5 separate regions of the Homo sapiens genome follow, and regions 1, 2, 4 and 5 are each linked to region 3. The links are chromatin contacts, found by Hi-C or POLR2A ChIA-PET in ENCODE. All regions are on one chromosome and are shown on one strand. The core of a region is the stretch at or near the end of the contact, and the rest is flanking DNA. Distances in the headings are between cores, read along the strand shown. Region 1 holds the start of ZNF555 (zinc finger protein 555). Region 2 holds the start of ZNF554 (zinc finger protein 554). Region 3 holds the start of GADD45B (growth arrest and DNA damage inducible beta). Region 4 holds the start of ZNF57 (zinc finger protein 57). Region 5 holds the start of MKNK2 (MAPK interacting serine/threonine kinase 2).

Region 1 (2,700 bases), core at 83-2,582, 370 kb before region 3:
CCTGTCACAGTGCTGGGATGACAGGCTTGAGCCACCGCGCCCGGCCTGGAAATATTTTATCTTCCAACTTCTACTAATTAAATGTACGTTTCACTTCCTAAAAACTGCTGACTCGAAAAAAGGAAAATCTTTTCACAGTGACAAACCCAGGGAGGGGTCAAGTCTGGCCAGGCTACCACGACGGACGCCCTCCCACCCCCAACTCAGGTGTTGCCTCAGCAAGGAATCCCATTGCTAGTACTCAAAACAGAACTGAGAAACGTCTTCAAATCCACACTTTCTAGGGAACCGTGAAAGAATATATTTCCGTGGTTTTAGCCCCCTCGTTTGCAGTCAGTTGCTACAGCAGTCCGAGGACACTAATGCACCAGCCTCCCGGGCGTCCCCGCTGTGGGTCTGCGTGCGTTTGCTTTTGGGGTCCTCGCTCTCCCTTGTTTCTCTAGTCTTTTCAGTTACTTTTCTTCCTTGTGTGTGAGAGCCCAGGGACCAGGAACCCTTGTTTTTTTTCCCCTTACCTACCCCAGGCATCTTGGGGTCAGAGGGGACAAGAAGTCCTCAAGAAGGAAAACCGGGACTCAGGGGAGGAAACCTCGCACGCCCCAGGGGCTGCCTTTGCAGGTGGGGGCGTCTCCGCCCCCGCCGAGGCCCCACCGCTCCCGGGCTGTCCCGGGAGGAACCCAGGGTCCCCCAGAGACCGCGGCCGGAGGCGCGGGGCCTCCAAGGAGCTGAGCCGCGGGAGCGCGAGCGGAGGCGGCACCGACCAGGGACCCGCACCCCAGGAGGCACCGCGGCGTCGGCCCCAGGGCGGGTCCCGGGGGAGCCTGGACCGCACCTCGGGGTCTCGGGCGACTCTGCCTCCCGCGGCCCGGGGGTCCCGAAGCCGCAGCGAAACGCTCCGAGGCGTCGCGGCCCCGGGCGGGGCGTGGGGGGTCGGGAGCGCAGGGACGCGGGGACCCCGGGACGACGGGGACGGAGTCGGGCTCCGGGCGCCGCTCCCCGCTCTGCAGCCTTGGGGCCAGAGGCGGGCGGGGACCCGGAGCTCGGAGCGCCCTAGCCGCGACCTCAGCGCGGGAGGCGGGGCCGGGCGGGACCCCCGGGGCCCAGGCTCCCGTCCTGCGCCGCCCTCGCCGGGGCCGCCCCCCGCGTCCCTCAGCTCCCCCCAAGCCGCGGTCTCGGGCGGTCGCCGGTTCCTGCTGCCCCGCACCGGGATCCTCTCCTGCGCCACACTCACCATGTCCCGGGGCGATTTCTTCGCTACCGGCGCAGGTGAGCGCGACAGGAACCGGGACGCCAGGGACCGCTAGGGGCAGGCGGGGCACTCACGGCTAGGACAGAGGCGTCCCGTCCCAGGGGCCTGATTAGACAGAGCTCGGGAAGCCGCGCTTCTGATTGGACAGTGCTGCCAACGTCGGCGACTCTGATTGGAGAATTCCCCAGTCCGTCCCCTGGCGCTGTAAATTGGGCAGTTCCCCGGATTCCGATTGGGCGTCCCTCATTGGATACTTGTCTCGGCCCCGCCCCCGCCCGTCCTGACTGGGTAGTTCCCTAGGGCCCACCCCCTGCCGGTGAGTGACGGGAGCGTTGCGAACACGCGTGGCTGTCCCGCCCTGCGGGGACACTGGCTTCTGGGCGAACTGGTTTCAGCCCGGGGCGGAATCGCCCTCTCCCCGCAGTTCGGGCGCCCCGCCCGCGTCCTCCTCCGGGACGGGCGTGGGAACTCCAGACTAGTTTCCTCACGAGGCGACCCCTTGTCCGGACAGGAGGTGGATGCAAGCGGGCGGCCCGGGCCTGGCAGGGCGAACGGGGGCTGGGCGCCGGGTCCGAAGGGCCGAGACCTACGTGGGGGCGGGACCCGCAGACGTGACGTCATCGCGCTGCGGGCGACATGGAGACCCCGCCCAGGGGGCTGCGAATCCGGAGACCCGGTCTGGGGGAGGCCGAACCCAAAGCCTGGCAGGGGGCAGGAGCTTTGCTCAAATCAACCAGAAGATATGAGATGTTCATTAAAACCCTCACATTTGGCTGGGCGCAGTGGCTCACGCCTGTAATCCCAGCACTTTGGGAGACCGAGGTGGACGGATCATCTGAGTTCAGGAGTTTGAGACCATCGTGGCCAATATGGTGAAACCCTTTCTCTACTAAAAATACAGAAATCAGCCCGGCGTGGTGCCGGGCGCCTGTAATCTCAGCTACTGGGGATGCTGGGGCAGGAGAATTGCTTGAACCCGAGAGGTGGAGGTTGTAGTGACCCGAGATCGCCCCACTGCAGTCTAGCCTGGGCGACAGAGTGAGACTCCATATTAAAAAACAAAAAAACTCTCAAGTTCATATTTTAAACTCTAAGGAAAATGTTTTCAGATCATTTTTTTAAGTACATCCCCCCAAAATTTGGAAGATTGAAAAGCTGGCCGGGCGCTGTGGCTCACGCCTGTAATCCCAGCACTTTGGGAGGCCGAGGCGGGCGGATCACCTGAGGTCAGGAGTTCAAGACCAGCCTGCCCAACATGGCAAAACCCTGTCTCTACTAAAAATACAAAATTAGCCGGGCGTGGTGGCGCGCACCTGTAATCCCAGCTAGGGAGGCTGAGGCAAGAGAATCGCTTGAGGCCGGGCACGGTGGCTCACGCCTGTAATCCCAGCACTTTGGGAGGCCGAGGCGGGCGGATCACGAGGTCAGGAGATCGAGACCATCCTGGCTAA
Region 2 (2,700 bases), core at 60-2,559, 340 kb before region 3:
AGGTGGATGCAGTGAGCCGAGATCGTGCAACTGCACTCCAGCCTGGGCAATAGGGCGAGACTGTCTCAAGAAAAAAAAAAGAAGAAGAAAAAGAAACCAACCTGTTTGGGTAGGGGAGAGTTCAGGGAGGTTGGGGTTGCTAGAGCAGCAGAAAGGTCAGCTGCCTCCCTCATTCCTCAACATGGGTGGTGGGTATAAACAGAATAGACCCTTGCAGCTGCGCGGTGGCTCACGCCTGTAATCCCAGCACTTTGGGAGGCTGAGGCGGGTGGATCACCTGAGGTGGGAGTTCGAGACCAGCCTGGCCAACATGGTGAAACCCCGTCTCTACTAAAAATGCAAAAATTAGCCGGGCGTGGTGGCATACGCCTGTAATCCCAGCTACTTGGGAGGCTGAGGCAGGACAATGGCTTGAACCCGGGAGGCGGAGGTTGCAGTGAGCCGAGATCATGCCATTGCACTCCAGACTCCGTCTCAAAAAAAAAAAAAAAAGGACCCTTGCTGTCTTATCACCAGGACAGCGGTGCTAACGTATAAGTGAGGTCTCTCCCTCAGGGCGCTGTGGACACTGGAGCCTGGGTCATTCTCTGGGCTGGGCAGGGTGCTGAGTTGCATCCCTGGCCTCCACCTACTCCATGCCAGGAACTGCCCCCAGTTATGACAACCACAGACGTCCCCAGACATCGCCCGGTGTCCCCTGGAGGGCAGGACCGCCCCTCGCTCAGACCCTCTGATGTGGCCTCACTGCAGTGCGAGCGTGGCAGCCCCTCTCTGCCTTTAGGGTAGAGTCAATGCGTCTTCTCCCTCTCCTTGCAGGCTGGGCCTCGGAAAGCTTATGCGTCTCTCACCCAGGGGCGTTTTCACAGGGCAAGGGCAGACCGTGCCATCCTGGGCGTTGGGGCCCTGGGCGAGCTGCCGGCTCCCGACCCTCCCGTGGGGACCCTATCGCGACAGGGTCATGCCCCGGCCACCCGGCCCCGCCAGACCCAGCCCCACCAGAGCCCCGGCAGGCCCGGCACGGAGGTCGCGGCGCGGGAGGCGGCGGCACTTACGGCTGAGCTGCCGGGAGCCGCGCGCGCCGGCCCAGGTGGGCGCAGGTGACCATCGGGGCGCGCGCTGAGGCGCCAGACAGGGCCCCCGAGGCGGGAGCGCCCCGTGCAGGCCGGCCGGCCTCCCCTGCGTGTCCCTGGGACGCCTCCTCCGCTCGGCTCCTCGGCGCTCGGAGCGGACGCCCCCCGCAGGCGCCCCTCAGGAACTCGCCGCAGCCGCCGCCACCAACCCCGACGCGCGCAGAGGTAAACTCGGCACTGCGCCTGCGCACCCCGAACCTGCGAACTACAAGTCCCAGCAGGCCCCGCAGCGCGGCGCTGGGCTCCTGACTCTCCAACCTGGGTCACAGCGCCGCCTCCGGGCGGGCGGCGTCTCCGCAGGACCACGATGCCCCTGCGGCTGTTGGATCCACCCCGTGTGGTTCGCTGGAGTCCCCGGGTGTTGTGGGGTTCGCGGAGCCAATCCTCAAATCCCAGCTCCGTCGTTTCCCGGCGGCTTGCCATTGGATATTAATAACTACTATTATTTATTAAGCAAGTTATATAAACGTATAATGTATTACATACTTATTAAAATGATTGCTTAAGTAATTGTTGTTTGTTTTTGAGACTGAGTTTCGCTCTTGTCGCCCAGGCTGGAGTGCAATGGCATGATCTCAGGTCACTGAAACCTCCGCCCCCTCGGGTTCAAGCGATTATCCTGCCTCAGTCTCCCAAGTAGCTGGGATTACGGGCGTGCACAACCACACTCGGCTAATTTTTTATATTTTTGGTAGCGACGCGGTTTCACCATGTTGGCCAGGCTGGTCTCGAACTCCTGACTTCCAGTGATCTGCCCGCCTTGGCCTCCCAAAGTGCTGGGATTACAGGCGTGAGCCACCACGCCCAGCCAAATTAAATTATTGTTTAAATATTTATTTAATATTCTACTGATTGTTATTTATGAGAAATTAAAATAGTAAAACTACTATAATTAATATACTGTTGTAGGATACAACAAATTCCTCTTCAAAGGTTTTAGCCTGTAAATTGTTAAGTACAATCAGTTATGAGCTCCTCTCCAAAGAACCAATGTTTCCGTATATTCAGCTCCCCTGTTCTTTTTTTTTTTTTTTTTGAGATGGAGTCTCGCTCTGTCGCCCAGGCTGGAGTGCAGCGGCGCGATCTCGGCTCACTGCAAGCTCCGCCTCCCAGGTTCACGCCATTCTCCTGCCTCAGCCTCCCAAGCAGCTGGGACCACAGGCGCCCGCCACCACGCCCGGCTAATTTTTTTGTATTTTTAGTAGAGACGGAGTTTCACCGTGTTAGCCAGGATGGTCTCGATCTCCTGACCTCGTGATCCGCCTGCCTCAGCCTCCCAAAGTGCTGGGATTACAGGCGTGAGCCACCGCGCCCGGCCACCTATTCTTTGTTCTTCATTTTAAACTTTAACTTCCTCGTTCTTTTCGTTTCCTTGCCCCTAGTTTCAGTAAACAACCCCTCCTAGCCCCTATCACCTGCTCTGACCTTAGTCACCCTTGGTCACCTGCTCTGACCTTAGTCATCCTTGGTCACCTGCTCTGACCTTAGTCATCCTTGTCACCTGCTCTGACCTTAGTCATCCTTGGTCACCTGCTCTGACCTTAGTCATCCTTGGTCACCTGCTCTGACC
Region 3 (2,700 bases), core at 1-2,500:
CTGCCCACGGGACATGCCAAACGTGGCTGAGCGCTGAGCTGTGCAGGACCAGTCAGCCCGACTTTGTTGACAAACACCGGCCCAGGTGCCCGGGCGTGGCGGGGCAGGGCAGAGGCCCGACTCACCGTGACCAGGAGACAATGCAGGTCTCGGGCCTCGGTGGTGCCCTGGGTCTCGGCCGGCTCTCCCAGGAGCTGCGCCAGGCGCTGCATGCCCGACACCCGCACGATGTTGATGTCGTTGTCACAGCAGAAGGACTGGATGAGCGTGAAGTGGATTTGCAGGGCGATGTCATCCTCCTCCTCCTCGTCAATGGCCAAGAGGCAGAGGACCACGCTGTCTGGGTCCCTGAGGGGGCCAAAGGGTAGGGATGGGTCAGCCGGGGACAGGGGAGGGGCCACCGTGCAGGGGGAGTTTGCAAAAAAGGAGCGTGCAAGAGCAAAAGAGAAACTGCAAGGGTGCAGGGGATTGCCTCTGCAAGCTGGTGACGGTGGGGGGAGGGGAGGGCACACGGTTCAAAGTATGGGGTAGGGGGAGACAGGCCCACGGCGGGAGGGGTGTTTGCAGACGATACATCAGGATACGGCAGCCCCCGATCCACAAAACGGCAGAGAAGCTCTGCATCCACAGCGGGGGGCACTTGGGGAAGTCCCAGCTCCATGCAAGACAAGCGTGCGGAAAGCGTCCAGAGCGGAGGGGAGGTCCCGTCCCACCCGCGCCCAGCCCGGGAAGGGGGTCTGACTCACACATTCATCAACTTGGCCGACTCGTACACCCCCACTGTGAGGCGATCCTGGCGCTGAGCGGCCACCAAAAGCTCCTCCACCGCGGCGGTCACCGTCTGCATCCTGAGACCAGGAAAGAGGGATCAGTGACGGGCGGACCACCGGGTGCTACGTTCCGCTCCCGGCCCGGCCCAACCCGACCCATCCCGTCCCGGCTGACCTCAGGCGGCGGCAGCCCCGGCTACTTACTTCTGCGCCGCGTTGTCGCACGCCACGAGCTCTTCCAGCGTCATGTTGCAATTATAATCCACAGTGGATGCGGCTCCACGGCAGTCCCCAGGGAGAAATTGCAAAATCCGAGCCAGAGAGCCCAAAACCTTCCCACAGAGCTAGAGCGCTCGTCCAAGACCTTCGGGAAGCAGCGAAATCCTTCCAGAAAAGGCGGAAAAATATATTGCAAAGTCCTTGGCGAGGATAATCCAGGAAGTTGCGGAAACCAACGGTAGTCCGACGCTTCGGCGATCTGAGCTGGGAGCCTCCGGCACCGACTTTTATAGACTTGAACATTGGGCGTGGCCTCAGTGGAGTCATTCGCCCCTCCTATTGGTGGAAAGACAAGGGCGAGTGCAGCTAGCTCTGCGGTTGGCCGACGGAGGGGAGGGGGAGGAGCGGCGTGCGGGGGCGCCCCACGTGGGGGCGAGAACCGGGAGGAGGGCGCGCGGGGGCCGGGTAGGTGACCGCGAATGCCAGAAAAGAAAAAAAAGCAGAAGTTTTTTTCTCCTGATTTCCCGGCAGCCGAGCCGCGGTTCGGGGCGCGCGCGGGATTTCCAGCGCGCGAGGCGGCCCGGACTTTCGGGGGGGCCTGGAATCCCCTCCCGATCCGCGGAGAGTCCCGGACCGCGCCTTTCCCAAGTTCTGCTGGGGGTGGAGGGGCTGCACCGGGAAGGGGCCCCGTTTGCAGCGTGATCTCGCCCAGGTGGTGGTGAGGGCCGGAGTCTCTCCTGGCTGCGACGACCCCAGCCCCTGGGTGATTTCGCTTCTCCCGGCCTCTCTGTTCCCGTCTGAGTAATGGGTCTGCAGCGCCGGCCTCGCTGGTTTGCAGAGCATGGCATAAAATACGGCTGACAGTAAGAGCCCAATACACATCAGCTGTCACCTGGTGGTCGCGGGAGGCCTCCTCGAGGGCCCCGAAAGTGGGAGGTTGCAAAGCCCGGGGCGCTCTGGAGAAGAAAGTGGGCGCCTCCTCGCCGACCCCGCGAGTATCAGGGTGGGGTGCGCGTGGGAGGTGCAGGTGGCGCGGCCCCGCCCCCGCCGGCTGCCTGGCGTTCCAGCCTTTGCCCGTGCGGAGGCCTCCAGGCCCTGGAGAAAGCCATTGTTGAGGGGAATGGTGCAGGCTCCGGCTGCACGCCGCCACCCAGGGCCCACGTGCAAGGATGACGGCTACTTTTATTTCTCACTCCGGGGTGGGCGCTGACCTGCATTGAGTGCGTGGTGCGGACCTGGTACCCCCCACCCCTCCGGATTCATGGATGATTTAATCCAAGACCTGGGAAGCAGGGGGGATGCTTATGTGCATTATGCAAAAGGGGAAACTGAGGCTTGGTGAGGCCATAGGCTAGTTCGTGTTGGAGCCACGCGTGTGCGCCAGGCACGGCCGCCTGCAGGACTCCGCCGCCCCGGGAAGGCTGTTCAGGAGCGAGGCTGGCAGGCCCCGCATGACAACGTCTCCCACGGTCGACTGGGGGCTCCCGGGTGACTCACATCTGAGTCCCCTCCCCCGCCAGCCTGGGGTCTGGCCTCCGCCCGGCGGCTCACTTTCCCCAGTTGCCCGGCTCCCCGGCCCGCGGGTCCGGCTGACGCATCCCACCTCCTCCGCGCCGCCCACCGCTGGGGCACGAAATGTCCCGGGGCTGCGAGGCGCGGTGGCGCCATCTGGTGGCCGCGCCGAGTTTCTGCGCCCTCAGCGCCGGAAGAG
Region 4 (2,700 bases), core at 9-2,508, 420 kb before region 3:
CCTTGCCATCCCCCCAAGCTGTCCCCTGTAAGGTTCTCTGAGCTGGCCGCACCATGGTCAAGCCCCCCGCCCTTGTGATAATGTACTTTGTGATATTCCCCCGCCCTTGTGAATGTACTTTGTACGATACGTCCTCCTCGCCCTTGTGAATGTACCCCGCCCTTGTGACAATACACGCTCGCGCCCTTGTGAAGGTACTTTGTAATATTCCTCCCAGCCCTTGTGACAATACATCCCCCAAGCCCTTGTGAATGTACTTTGAAACATCGTCGCCGCCCTTGAGAATGTACTTTGTAACACCCACCAACTGTCCTCAAAAAAACTGCTCCTAACTCCGATGCCTGTCCCAAACCTATAAGGACTAATGATTGCCGGGCGCGGTGGCTCACGCCTGTAATCCCAGCACTTTGGGAGGCCGAGGCGGGCGGATCACAAGGTCAAGAGATCGAGACCATTCTGGCCAACATGGTGAAACCCTGTCTCTACTAAAAACAAAAATTAGCCGGGCGTGAGGGCGGGCGCCTGTAATCTCAGCTACTCCGGAGGCTGAGGCAGGAGAATCGCTTGAACCCGGGAGGCGGAAGTTGCAGTGAGCCGAGATCACGCCACTGCACTCCAGCCTGGCGACAGAGCGGGACTCCGTCCCAAAAATAAAAAAAATAAAAAAATAAAACCAATAATAATCCCATCACCCTTTGCTGAGTCCTTTCTCAGACTCAGCCCACTTGCACCCAAGTGAGTAAACAGCCTTGTGGCTCACACTAAGCCTGCTCAGGTGACCTCTTATACGGACACGCGTAACATCCCCAACCTGCTGACCGTCCCTTGCCGTCCCCCCAAACTGGTCCCTGACCCCTGACCGCCCCTACCGTCCCCCCAAACTACCTCCAGCCCCCCTCCTGCCCAGGCCTCCCCCTAAGTTACCCCCAAGCTCCTTGCCGCCCCTTCCGTCCCCCCAAACTGCCCCCAGTCCTCCAGCCCGGCCGCTGTGATGGCGTCCCCGGGTCCCAGGTGCTAGTCCTGCGCCGCCCCGCGCGTCCCTCAGCCAATCCCGGCCGCAGACTTCGGCGGACTCTGGTTCCAGCCGGTTCCCGTCGCTCCGACCGTCCCCTGGCTCTGCTCCTGCCTCGCACTCACCATGTCTCCCCTGCTCCTGGGCTCTCCAAGGCGAGCTCTCCGTGGCCTCGCGGCCGGCGCAGCTGAAAGGTACAGGTACTCCCGGGCCGCTCGTGGTAGGCAGGGCACGCGCGGCAGGGAGGACGAAACGTCCCGCCCTCGGGGCCTCGGAGCTCAGGAAGCGGCGCCCTGATTGGACAATCTCTAAGCCCCCGCCCTTTCAACGCTCTGAGCGGACAGCGTTTTGGACACGCCCCCTTCACCCCTGGGGCCTTCGATTGGACACTACTGCAAACCTGCAATCCGCTTCCCGGTGTCCGCCCCGTGCCTTGATTGGACAGTTTTCCGGACCCGCCCCCGGAGCACCTGATTGGAAGATAACTTCCGCGCCGCCCCGCCTCCTGTCGCCCGAGTGACCGGCGCGTAGCCAACGCTAGTGGCTGACCCGCCAGCGGTGGACACTCCCGTTTGCGCGAACTCGCTCTGGCCCGGGGTGAGCCCAACCTCTCCCCGCAGCTCGGCCGCGCCTCCCGCGTCCTTCTCCCGAACGGGCACGAGAAGTCCAGACTCAGTTTCCCCACGGAGCAGCCGGAGTGCTGCGTGGAGGGGAGGGGCGAGCGAGCGGCGTGGGTCGCGTGGGGTGAGCCCTTCGTGGGGCGGGGTCCTCAGCCGTGACGTCACCGCGCTGCCCCGCGTGGGCGCGGACCCCATGGAGGCCCTGCCCCGTGCTGGAGCACGTGCTGTCAGTGTCCTGATTTTTTTTTTTTTTTTTTTTTTTTTTTTTGAGGTGGAGTCTCGCTCTGTCGCCCAGGCTGGAGTGCAGTGGCGCCATCTCGGCTCACTGCAAGCTCCGCCTCCCGGGTTCAGGCCATTCTCCTACCTCAGCCTCCCGAGTAGCTGGGACACAGGCACCCGCCACCACGCCGGCTAATTTTTTTGTATTTTTAGTAGAGACGAGGTTTCACCGTGTTAGCCAGGATGGTCTCGATCTCCTGACCTCGTGATCGGCCCGCCTCGGCCTCCCAAAGTGCTGGGATTACAGGCGTGAGCCACCGCGCACGGCCAGTGTCCTGATTTTTTTACCCAAACGTTTCCCAGCCTCCTGTCCTTCCCACAGGCCCCTGCACTTTGGCTCGCCCCCGACATCTGAGCCTGCACTAAAATAAGGACCAAACCTCGAGTCACCTGATCCCGAAAATGGGCGGACCCCAGGGAGCCCCTATCCTGTCTGGCCTCGCTGGATTTGTTTTTTTGTTGGACATTGTTTTTTGTTTTATTTATTTTTTTATTTTGAGACGGAGTCTCACACTGTCGCCCCGGCTGGAGTGCAGTGGCGTGATCTCGGCTCACTGCAACCTCCGCCTTCAGGGTTAAAGCGATTCTCCTGCCTCAGCCTCCCGAGTAGCTGAGATTACAGGCGCCTGCCACCACGTCCGGCTAATTTTTGTATTTTTAGTAGAGACGGGGGTTTCACTATGTTGGCCAAGCTGGTCTTGAACTCCTGACCTCGTGATCCGCCTGCCTCGGCCTCCCAAAGTGCTGGAATTAGAGGCGTGAGCTACCGCGCCCGGCGGACATTCTTTA
Region 5 (2,700 bases), core at 1-2,500, 420 kb after region 3:
TGTTTGTGCGTGTATGTGTTCACACGCACACACACGCACCCACATGCACAATAAGGGGGGCTGGGGGACCTGGTTTTCTGTCCCCCCATTGCCAAGAGTCAGGGCAATGCCAGGTGCTGGGCTGGGTTCTGGCTGGGAATTCCCCACAGGCTTCCCCCCAATGCCCCGGGGGTGGCTGAGGCCAGGCCTCCCAGCCCCTGTGGCCTGAGAGCTGTGGCCTTGCAGGCAGGGGCCCTCCAGCTTCAGGTCAGTGGGGCTCCAGCCCCTCTTGAGCTCAGGGCCTGGTTGGGGGATGGTGGGATGGGCTGTGCGAAGCTTCTGGAAACCCCTGCAGAAGAGGAGACCACAGTCCACCCAGCAGGGGAACCCCCACTCCTTGTGTGCCCCAGGCCCGGGGCCTGGGGAGCACTTTGAACCAGGATGCTGTGGGATGGGGGACTGGCAGCTCAGGACAGGCTGATTCTATCTAAGCCTGGTTTGGGGCCCCAGCCAAAATGGGACTGTGTTTTACTTCCTGTCCTGGCGACCATCCACCCCTTGGGCTCTTTCCCAGTGGGTCTCAGGTCCCAGTTCTCCCTGAAATGCTATTCGAGGACAGAGGAAGGGTCCTTCACAGACCTCGGTCCCCACCCTCTACTCTGGTTCCTGCCAACCACAAAGCAAACTCGGGGAGCTCAGTGCTCCCCAGGCAGGGTGGCCCAGGGGAAGAAGAAAGTAGGTGGCGGTGGCTGGTCCCCCAGCACTAGAAGGGAGTGGCTGGGACTCCAAGCGTGCTGGTGGTGCACGAGGGGGACTGCTGGAGCCAGCACTGGAGAACTGCAAGAGGGAGCCATGGCAGGTTCTAGAGCGAGGGCATGAACCAAGGGAGTCGGGGTATACTAGGCCTGGGTTGACAGGCCAAGGGAGTTGCCCTGTGTGGGGCCAGGCGGTAGGACACGGCCCAGGGCCTCGCAGGTCCCACGGGCCCCGCGAGCCTCAGGCGGCAAAAACAGGCCAGCTCCGGGCGCGCCGCAGGGTCGCTGCCTAGGTTCCGCACCGAGACCCCCGTGCGCCGCACTGCGCAGGCGTGCGCTAGCCGTTTCGGACACGCCCCACCGCCGGAGCGCGCAGCCGCACTGGGTTCCCGGAGAGCGCCCTCTTCTGGCTCCGCCCACGTCGTGCGCAGGGGGTGAGGCCGGGCGGAGCCTGCGTCGGGGGCGGGGCCAGAGCAGGTCCGGGCCTATAAAGGTGGCGGCGGCGGCGACGCGCCCGGCTCCTCTCAGCGGCGGTGGCCCAGGTAGAGGGGTCCGCGCTGGCGGCGGCGGCGGCGCTGTTCCCCGCGCGGTCCGCGGAGCGGGGTCCGGGCTGCGCGACGTGGGGCGGCGGCGGCACTGCGGCCCCGGCCCAAGCCCGACCCCGGTGAGTGCGAACCCCAGGGCGGCCCCGAGGACACCGACCCGGTAGCGGGAAACGGGCCCCGCGGAGCCCTCGCCGCCCCCGCCCGGTCCGCGCTCCTGGCAGGCCGGGCTCCGCTCACCGCCCTCCCTTTGTCTGCTCCCGCCCGCAGGGTCCCCTCCTCGGCCGCCCCCCGCCCGGCCGCCCGCCCTCGGGCCTCCCCCCGGGCCCTCGGTCCCCTCCCCCGCTGGCGGGGCCCGGACAGAAGATGGTGCAGAAGAAACCAGCCGAACTTCAGGGTTTCCACCGTTCGTTCAAGGTGAGGCCCGGGGTCGGTTTGGGGGCGCTCCGGGCTGGACCACCGGAATGGCCGGCGTGGGGGGCGCGGGGCCCGCCCCTAAGATCGGCTCCCGGGGCTCGTGCCTGGCCCCCGCCCTACACCCGGGGCTGCCCGGGCCGGCCGTGCGCTGAAGCGGGGTCGGTGTGCGAGGATGGGGGTTCAGCAGGCCACAGTCCTCTCTCCAGCCATGGCCGCCGGGTCCTTCCTCCAGGACCCCCAAGTGAGGCTGGGAGCAGGAGCCCCCTCCGGGTCAGGGCACCAGGCTGTGTGTCCCCTGCAAGCCCCCGCCGGGTATGTTCTGGGGGGTCAGCAGGCTGCAGTCCTGTCCCAGTCGCTGCATGTGGCTTATGGGGGGTGTCCCCTGCAAGCTCCAGCTGGTTGTGCCCTGGTGGGGACGGGTCAGCGGGCCACAGTCCCATTCCCACCTCCATGTGGCTTCTGGGGACTTTCTTTCAGAATCCCCAGGCCGGGCTGGTCAGGTGCACCCACCCCCAGGGGGCCTGTGCCGTGGGGGAGGGGATGGGATGTCCCCTCAGCCCTGCACTTCGCAGACACCCCAGGCCCAAGTGCTGTTTCCTGTCGGAGCGGGAAGTTTCTGCGCAGCCCGGGTGGTGACTGCTGTTGAGTGCTGGTTTCAGATGAGCAAATCTTGGGGGGGAAGGGGAGGGCAGGTGCTGGGCAGGGGCCCCGCAGGACCTGGCCCAGGGGACGCAGTGATGTCAGCCGGCCCGCCCCACCCCTCAGGCCGGGGTTATGTAATCGCTTCACTGGGCTTCCTTGGGCAGGGACCTGTTGCCCGGTAGGGAAGGCAGGACTGGAGAGAGGAAGAGAGAGTGTGAGTGTATGTGTGTGTGTTTGTGTGTGTGTGTGTCTCTGTCTTGTGTGTACACACAACGCGGTGCTCCAGGGTGGGAGGAGCAAAGAGAGACTGGGAAGAATTCCCAGGTCTGTCCAGCCAGTGCCCCAGGGCAGCACTCCACCCCTGC

What was found. Hi-C counts contacts between places; a loop is a spot of excess contacts on that map. ChIA-PET counts read pairs that join two places held with the same protein, here RNA polymerase II (POLR2A). Pooled maps may share reads with other maps.
Region 1: a loop to region 3 is called in a pooled map, with 16 times the contacts of the local background. The contact joins the promoter of ZNF555 here to the promoter of GADD45B in region 3. A Hi-C loop is called at or near these places in 2 of 37 single-sample maps with no recorded cell type and 9 of 50 pooled maps. POLR2A ChIA-PET finds 5 or more read pairs at or near these places in 7 of 52 experiments (AG04450, CD4-positive, alpha-beta T cell, HepG2 and 4 more).
Region 2: a pooled map shows a loop between it and region 3 (5-fold over the local background). The contact joins the promoter of ZNF554 here to the promoter of GADD45B in region 3. A Hi-C loop is called at or near these places in 3 of 50 pooled maps. POLR2A ChIA-PET finds 5 or more read pairs at or near these places in 3 of 52 experiments (Caco-2, GM10248 and K562).
Region 4: a loop to region 3 is called in a pooled map, with 7 times the contacts of the local background. The contact joins the promoter of ZNF57 here to the promoter of GADD45B in region 3. A Hi-C loop is called at or near these places in 8 of 50 pooled maps. POLR2A ChIA-PET finds 5 or more read pairs at or near these places in 8 of 52 experiments (A549, GM10248, H1 and 5 more).
Region 5: a pooled map shows a loop between it and region 3 (5-fold over the local background). The contact joins the promoter of MKNK2 here to the promoter of GADD45B in region 3. A Hi-C loop is called at or near these places in 9 of 50 pooled maps. POLR2A ChIA-PET finds 5 or more read pairs at or near these places in 6 of 52 experiments (A673, AG04450, GM12878 and 3 more).

What each region holds. Positions count from the first base shown.
Region 1 is chr19:2,840,107-2,842,806 of GRCh38, reverse strand. ZNF555 (zinc finger protein 555) reads right to left here and starts at 1,332. Exons shown (of 4, transcript NM_152791.5): 1 at 1,232-1,332. The coding sequence starts at 1,234. RefSeq lists silencers at 952-1,001, 1,042-1,341, 1,562-1,751, 1,762-1,871.
Region 2 is chr19:2,818,477-2,821,176 of GRCh38, reverse strand. It overlaps ZNF554 (zinc finger protein 554), which reads right to left and starts at 1,309. Exons shown (of 5, transcript NM_001102651.2): 1 at 1,053-1,309. The coding sequence starts at 1,105. RefSeq lists an enhancer at 205-898 and a silencer at 831-1,270.
Region 3 is chr19:2,474,677-2,477,376 of GRCh38, reverse strand. GADD45B (growth arrest and DNA damage inducible beta) reads right to left here and starts at 1,250. Exons shown (of 4, transcript NM_015675.4): 1 at 975-1,250; 2 at 747-848; 3 at 126-348. The coding sequence starts at 1,018. RefSeq lists enhancers at 1-9, 80-239, 250-359, 1-590, 520-609 and 2 more and silencers at 1,990-2,099, 2,470-2,609.
Region 4 is chr19:2,899,486-2,902,185 of GRCh38, reverse strand. It overlaps ZNF57 (zinc finger protein 57), which reads right to left and starts at 1,258. Exons shown (of 4, transcript NM_173480.3): 1 at 1,138-1,258. The coding sequence starts at 1,140. RefSeq lists enhancers at 1,061-1,210, 1,070-1,641 and a silencer at 1,821-1,870.
Region 5 is chr19:2,049,794-2,052,493 of GRCh38, reverse strand. MKNK2 (MAPK interacting serine/threonine kinase 2) reads left to right here and starts at 1,250. Exons shown (of 14, transcript NM_199054.3): 1 at 1,250-1,398; 2 at 1,547-1,693. The coding sequence starts at 1,643. RefSeq lists silencers at 1,076-1,615, 2,346-2,535 and enhancers at 2,106-2,165, 2,342-2,700.